2 separate regions of the Homo sapiens genome follow, and region 1 is linked to region 2. A link is an interaction called in ENCODE POLR2A ChIA-PET data of the cell type or tissue named here. Cell type or tissue: PC-9. All regions are shown on one strand. Region 1 overlaps ADAMTS16 (ADAM metallopeptidase with thrombospondin type 1 motif 16). Region 2 overlaps ICE1 (interactor of little elongation complex ELL subunit 1).

The links. ChIA-PET counts read pairs that join two places held together with the same protein. Peaks named below come from ENCODE experiments on the same cell type or tissue, not always from the same donor. Only the 100,000 strongest peaks of a DNase experiment are listed, where the experiment ranks them.
Region 1: POLR2A ChIA-PET joins it to region 2 with 7 read pairs; 4 of 35 experiments call an interaction of 5 or more read pairs at or near these places.

The regions. Positions count from the first base shown.
Region 1 is chr5:5,163,227-5,167,226 of GRCh38, reverse strand. The region is part of intron 3 of ADAMTS16 (ADAM metallopeptidase with thrombospondin type 1 motif 16); the gene reads right to left. All of the region lies in intron 1 of ADAMTS16-AS1 (ADAMTS16 antisense RNA 1), which reads left to right. Among named protein-coding and RNA genes, the nearest start is that of ADAMTS16-AS1, 11 kb to the left of the region's middle. In PC-9, no CTCF peak of the experiment used is centred here; a DNase peak (open chromatin) is centred at 1,566.
Region 2 is chr5:5,428,761-5,432,760 of GRCh38, reverse strand. The region is part of intron 1 of ICE1 (interactor of little elongation complex ELL subunit 1); the gene reads right to left. Among named protein-coding and RNA genes, the nearest start is that of ICE1, 8.1 kb to the right of the region's middle. In PC-9, no CTCF peak of the experiment used is centred here; no DNase peak of the experiment used is centred here.

The sequences.
Region 1 (4,000 bases), 270 kb after region 2:
ACACAACAATGGATAAACTATGCAAATATCCTCATCCTCATGAAGCTTAGGTTCCAATGTGGGTGGGGGAACTGATAATCAACAGTAGTCATCATAAAATGTGAAGCATAAGAAGTTAACAGGTAATGAGCAGTACAAAAAAAGAAGAAGAGAAATAAACAATTCTGGATGAAAACAGATGTCAGAGTGCAGGAAAAAGGGTTTGACTTTTACATAGGGTCATCAGGTAGGGTCATCATTAAATAGGGTTATTATTTCAGTGACGGCTTTGATGAAGCGAGCAGCTGGCTGTGAGCATACAGGAGGGAAGGCCGTGGGCCCAGCGGAGGGAAGAGATGCTGTAAGGACCTGCAGTTCCACGTGGCAGCCACTGACATGTGTGTTCTTTGCAAAATATTCACATATGATACTTTCACCAATTAATAATAATAGTTCAGCAGGGCCTTATTTTCCAACTGGAAACACTGTCTTGGAAATTATCTTTTAGCTCATCCTATGGAAGGGACAGCTCAAAGTTTTGGGATTTTCTGTGCTATCTGAGACATTGCCATCTTCTTCCTCAGAGAGCTACACTTGTCATCTGGCTACTATCACTCTGGAATCCCTTATAATTTTTTTCTCTACTGATTTATAAACCAGATCACCCTCTACTGACAACTTTGCAGCGTTGTCTCTGGGAATACAGCCCAGGACTCCCGCAGGAAGCCTTCCCAGGAGCCTGCACCCCCTGGCCAGTGTTGGTTTCCCCCAGGCTCTCTGGGAGCTCAAGACCCTCCAGCCATGCCATGTTGCTCTTAAAGGTGCAGCTCATATTAGACCCAGGTCTGTAGCACACACAGTGGTCATCGGATAGCCAGTGGTGGCTTCTGAGGTCAGAGAGCTGGTGCAAGTTCTGACTCTGCCTGTCTTCAGGGCATGAGCTCCGTGTGTGTGCATGTGTGTGTGTGTGTATGTATGTGTGTTTGTGTGTGTGTGTGTGTGTGATGGTGAGTGGGGCAGGGGGAGAGAGTAACTGTATGTCCAGATACCCAGTTTCCATGTTCCCAATTAGAGGATAAATCCATAACTATTTCACAGGATGACTGTAGATTAAATAAACTTCAAAGATGGCAAAAAAAGAGATATTTTAGAGTTATCAATCAAGTTTACAGGACATATTTTTAAAGAATAAAGGCAGTGCATGGGGACCTGTGGAAGACAGGAGATAAAGTGGGTGCAGGACTCTGTGCTGTTGAAAATGACCGAAAGGCTAAGGACAGTGCGAGGGAGTCGCAGATGATTCAGGATAGCTATTGCCTGAGTAAGGGCAGAGGAGGCGGCCACACTGGCAGGCGGGGTGAGAGAAAGCCAGGCACGCACATGTGTTTCTCATCAGAGCCCATGGGTCATGAGGGGTTGTCACCTGGACCTATAAGCCATTGCTGAACTCACCCATGTTTTTGCACTCACACTCACTCCATCCCAGTGTGCGGCCCCATGGCTCCATTCCCTCTGGCCACAGCAGGCTGCCAGCCTGAGGCAAATTCTATGCTGAGCTCATCAAGTTGGCACTTAGCTCATGAATCAGCTGTTTTCTCTATTTAATTCTGACACTAGTGGTACTTCTCCTACCGGTTTTGCTGTTGATATCCAGTCTCTCACAACGATGCTCTTTAGGGTTCAGCTTCCAGGAAAGTTACACAATATTAATAGTTCTTCTCTTAGTCATACCAACATGGATAGCATTCACTTATTAACCACCTACTACACCTCTGCCTCTGTCCCAGGTATTTTATACCATATTATTATATTATCCATAATCCTTGGAACAGATTTGCAAGGTAGGGATTAGCAGCTGCATTTGTGTAGATAACACATTGAAGCTCGGTCAATCCAAATGTCCATTAACTGGTGAATGGATAAACACAGTGGGATACGATGGGGCGCCGCTGAGCAATGGAAAGGAGGGAAGTACTGATAGACACAACATGGATGAATCCAAACACATTATACTTGGCAAAAGAAGCCGGAGCAGAGGACCCAGTGTTGTGTGATTCCATTTCTATGAAATGGCCAAAAAAGGCACTGGAGGTGGGAAGCAGAGGAGTGGTTGCTGGGGCTGGGGTGGGGCTGGAGTGACTGCTAAGGGGTATGTGAGTGCTTTCTGGGTGCTGGAAATAATCTAAGACTGAACTGTGAAGAAGGTTGCACAACTCCACATTTACTAAAAAATTACTGAACTGTGCACTTCAAGTGGTGAGGGGTAGTTATGTAAATCATACCTCAATAAAGCATTTAGAAAACAGAACAAAGCTAGGCCAAGGAGGGTGGGTCATGAGGTCAGGAGATCGAGACCATCCTGACTAACATGGCAAAACCCCGTCTCTACTAAAAATACAAAAAATTAGCCGGGCGTGGTGGCGGGCGCCTGTAGTCCCAGCTACTCGGGAGGCTGAGGCAGGAGAATGGTGTGAACCTGGGAGGTGGAGCTTGCAGTGAGCTGAGATCGTGCCACTGCACTCCAGCCTGGGTGACAGAGTGAGACTCTGTCTCAAGAAAAAAGAAAAAAAGGAAAAAGAAAACAGAACAAAGCTGAAGCCCTGGAGGGTGACCAGGACACGGTGAGCCCAGGGCTGGCGGGCTCCTACTCCAGACACTTCCTCCACACCGTGGTGCTTCCTTGGTGCCCAGGGCATTGTGCTGTTGTCATTCAGAGAGAGTGCCCTTGGAAGAGAATCAGTCTAACAGTGCAGCACAAAGACTCAGAAGGCTGACTGAAGGGCTAGATTCCTTACAAAAGAACACAGAGGCAACTAAGAAAGCTGAGAGACTGCAGCCAGTGCCAGGAAGGCGTCATGTGCCAAACTCGCTCCCCTTGACTTATGCAGAACACAGCAAGATTGTGGACAAGAGTCTTTGTTTCCCTTTCAGCAACGTCACTCTAAAGGCAGCTATGATTTGAGACCAGTTGTTTCCTGCCTCCTCCACACTGCCACTGCACAGGGCAGCCCGAAATGGAAGGTCAGAGATATTTTCACTTGTGGGTTCCCAGCTGCGGGCATACAACAGGAACTGAATGTATCTGCGCTGAAAACGGGACTGATAGGTTGAAGGTTACCTATGGAGTTTGCCGCCTTCTGCATATCTACCCATGATACTCAGAACTCTTGTCTGTGGGAATCATCTCAGAAGATCTTCCTTCCCCAAATATTCTGCCTCAGCCGGTGTGGGTGGGGTGTGATAAAGGACATGTTTAGTAAGATTCACAAACTCAACACTGGGATACACCACATGGATCACAAAGGGCTAGTTCCTGTTCACCCTGTGCTCTGTTTGTTGTGTTTGTTTTTCTCCTCAGCCCTGCAGTCAGGGAGCAGGACATGGCCTCTGCAGGAAAGCATGGTGTTGTGGGGTGTCCACCACATATCCAAAGGACTGCTAGGACACCATCTGACTTTAAGTGGAGTTTGTTATTACTGACATTTCCTTACTCTCAAGCAAGTTGACCTTAGACACCAAAATTTTCTGATGGCAAATAGATAAATATCGAAAGCAATACTGAGTACAACAACCATCCATTAAGTTCACTGACACAGACTAAAGACATGGCCTCATCATGGCTTTTGCACTGTAGGGCCTGAGGATGATAATTTGTACCAATACTCATATTCTACATGACTTCCCTTACACATGTAACACCCCAGGCCATTACCTTAAACATCTGTTGCTGTGGCTACCAAATTTGACCATTCATAAATTCCAGCCCCAGTTGTATATATGACTGCATATACTCTCATACATGTCAGAATCCTGTGGGGATTAGAAAAGTTATGAATGATCTTTCAGGATGCTAGCTCAAATTGTATAATCTTCAGATGATGCGGTAACCACAATTCAGATGAGACTTGGGTGGGGACACAGCCAAACCAAAGCAGGCAGTGAAGTTATTTATGCTCAGGTTACCCAATAAAATAATTTAGCAAAACAAAAGGTTTCTAAAAAGAATTTTCTAAAATCACTG
Region 2 (4,000 bases):
TCAGAGCTCTTAAAATTGAAAAAACTTAAAAATTAAAAATGAACACTCTAGAATAACTAAAATTAAAAGACAGACAATAGCAAGTGTTGATGATGATGTGGAGAAACTGAATACATTCCTCATACATTGCTGGTGGGAATATAAAATGGGGCAGCTGCTGAGCAAACTAGTTTTGCAGTTCCTCAAAATGTTAAATAGTTACCCAACGATCCAACAGTCCCATTCCTAGGTATGAACTGAAAATAGAGTCCACGGCAAACTTACACACTGATATTTATAGCAGCACTATTTCAAACTAGCCAAAAAGTGAACATAAATTAAATGTCCATCAAAGGATGAACTGATTCACAAAATGTCACATATCCATACAACAGGAATTATTTGACAATGAAAATGAACGAATGATACATGCTACAACATGGACCAACCTTGAAACATTATGCTAAGTGAAAAAAGCCAGTTACAAAAGTCCACGTGTATTCTAGAGTCCATTCATATGAATTTTCCTTAACAGAGCCAAAAGTAATCCAGTGGCTGCCAGAGACTGGAGGAAGAGTACAGAGACAGGAAATGACTAGTAACTAGTATAGGGTTTCTTTGGGGAAGGTGGAGGATGAAAATGTTTTAGGACTATGTAGTGGTGATGTCTGCACAACTCTGTGAATTGAACTGAATTGTATACAATAAAAGGCAGAATTTTATATGTAAATTATATTTCAATAATGCTGTTATAGCTAACAAAGACTCAAAATATTTGACCATAAAGTTAAAAAAAAAGGATGCAGAAAATAAAAACCCAGACACGAGAAAGAAGGAAAATAAATAAAAACAAATAGGGTATCAACACAAGAGGCCCCACATACCCAACAATAAGAGTTCCACATAAAGAATAAGGCGAAGATGGAGACCTAATTAAAAAAAAAATACTGGTATTCAAGAAAAGTTCCCAGAAGCAAATCTAGAAATTTCTAATTGAAAGGGCCTGGAATATGGACTTCAATAGGATTCAAACCATGAAACAAGAACACAAAATTTCAGACCACTGGAGACAAAGCAAAGACCCTACCAGAATCCCAAGAGCAAAATAAAAGGCATCAAGTGATACACAAAGAATCGGGGATAGAATGGCTTCAGACTTCAACACCAACACGAAAAACTAGACCTAGAAAGCAAGCCTTCGAAATGGCAAAGGGCAAGTAATTCCAAGATAAAATTCTACACAATAAATATTTTCAAATCTGCAAAGTCTCTACAAACTTACTTCCCAGACATTCTTTCTCAGGGGGTACTGAAAGATGTGAACATGGTCCTTCGGAATGGAGATGGGGGTGAAGAGAGCCCTCAGAATGCTGCTGCGTACCAGATGACAGTAGGCCCCAAAGCTCGAAGGGAGAAGAAAATGAAAGACTGAAAACATTCGAGTATTTATACCAAACTGGCAGAGACTTGCAAGGGAATGCAGTTATTTTTGGACATGCATTTAAACTATTATTTTTTCTAAAATAAAAGTGATTCTTCCTCTTTTTTCTCCCATTCTCTTTTGAGTTCTTTGGTACCCTAGCTCATCTTTCCCATGCTTCTAGATGTCATTTTGAGTTGCCAAGTACTTAGGCAGAGACCCCGAAGAAACCTCAGGCTCCAGAGTCACAGAGTCAGATTCACATTCCTATTCCACCCCCACTTTCTGCTAAGTGACCTTGGGCAAATTTATTTAACCTCTCCCCTGCCTCGAAACTATTTCATCAGTTTTACAGATGGAGAAACTGAAGCAAAAAGAGTTTAAATAACTGGCATACTATCAGGATTAAATAAGATGCACCATATAAAGTGTTCAATCCAGTCCCTGGCATAGCAGTAAGCACTCACTAATATCTTCAGGATGAAAAATTGAATTAAAGATACAATCATTATCAGGGAAAACAAGAAACCATGCAGAAAACACCACAGCTTAGCTTCAAATAACAGTCCTAATAATGTCAACTTCAAATACTGATCTAACTGAAATCATAACTATACTGAACAAATGGAGAAAGAAGAGATATGCTTAGGCATGGTGGAGTATGGGGCAGTAAGAGAGCTGAATCCTCACCTCCCAAAGTCAGCAATGAGTCTACTATTTAACAACAGGAAAATTCATTGTAAAATACACAGTGGAAGCAATTAAAAATGGTTCTGTCTTGGAAAGCAGGGATGAGTGGGGCTGGGGGCTGCTGACTTGTTGTCTTAACAACTCTTGTATATCTGTCTAGCTGCCTTTTTATATTTAACTGTGATTAAACAAAAAACAAGATCACAAAACAGTATAATGAGAAAACAAAAGATTTCTCAGTTATCCGATAGCATTCTAGTCTCTGACTAACATTATTTCCCAAGGCCCTGCTGCATATCAGCTCAAATCTGGTCAGATACTGTATTATCTGTGGTCAGATATTGTAATACTCTGATAAAACATTTTTTTTTCCTCCAATCAGATTCAGATGTCATTTATGTTGGCTGAAACCAAGGCCTCTAAATAATGAACCTCGCAATTGTGAAAGTGAGCAGGGTGTGCCTGGGTGAAGGGCGATCAGGCTCCTCTGACCCACATTCATTCCTGCACAGGTCCAGCTGCTATGGAAGAAGTGAGGTTCAAGGTGTTCTTCCTCTCCAGGAGATACTAAGGGTTGTTTCCTCGATTATCGCTTTCTCTTAGCAGCCCTGCTCTCCTCTTCTAGAGCTTCTATTATATAGTCTATTGGAAAGTTCAGGCTTATTTTCAATTCTCTCCTCTTTTCTCTCATAACTACCATCTTTTCTTTGCCTTCTGGGTGATTTCTTAAGCTATACTAATTCACTAACACAATTCCCAGAGCAGCCCACTCTCTTACTCAAGACTTTTTGTTTCCCATTTACTTCTCCCCTCTACCAGACAATTTTAACTTTATCCATACAATACCCTCCTGAATTGTCACTGTGAATGCTGATGCCCATGCTTCCTTCCTTTCTTGGGGAAGTAGAATCACACCTGGCTGAGCACACAGGGCAAGGAGCAAGCTAGCAGGCATACCAGCTGAGAGGACATGACAGAAGACATGGCCAGTGTAGCCAGGAAAATGGTTATGCTAAGGTAGTAAGTATATAGATAATATAGCAAACAAATAAATACAGATGATAATGGGATATGTAGTCTGCTCAAACAAATCAGTAAATATGTAAGAGAAGACAGTTTCTTAACTTCAGCACTACTGACATCTTGGGCTAGAAGGAAGACGGGATGTTCGGCAGAATCCCTGGCCTCTACCAGCTGGCTGTAGCACTCCCCAAGCTCCAAGGTGTGTGTGCAGCAAACAATTAACCCAGCAGGCCTGAGAACACGATCCTTAGCAAGACCTGCTTGCAAGGTGGGCCATTGGCTGTCACCTGAGGACTCGGATTTCTGGAGAGTTCCTTCCCATCATTCCCCAAACTGATGAAAATGGCTCATCATGTATGGTTTATGCTCAACACCTGCTTTCCTTGTGGGGGTCTGGAATCTTGGTGCTTGCTAGGCAGAGGGTGCCTACAAGACCAGCCCCCAGTAAAAAAAACTCAGGCACTAGGTCCCTAATGAGATTCCCCGGCAGATAACACTTCACAAGTACTGTTACAACACGATACTGGAGCAATTAGGCATGTGCTGTGTGACTCTACTGGGAAACACTCTCAGAAGCTTGTGCCTGATTTCCCCAGACTTTGCCCCATATGCCTTTTCCCTTTACTGACTTCACTCTGTATGCTTTCCCTGTAAGAAACCACAGCCATGAGTATAACTATATGCTAAGTCCTATGAGTACTGAACATGAGCATGGTCTTAGGGACTCCAACACTGACAATCAAAAATGTCTTCAGAAGTAGTAAAACGTTCGCTGAGGAATGCAAGGCTCTGCTGTTTAAACTTTCACAAACATGAAAGACAAAGACTAAATGAAGGAGGCTGAAGAGACATTACAATAAAATATAACACATATTCCTGACATGACTT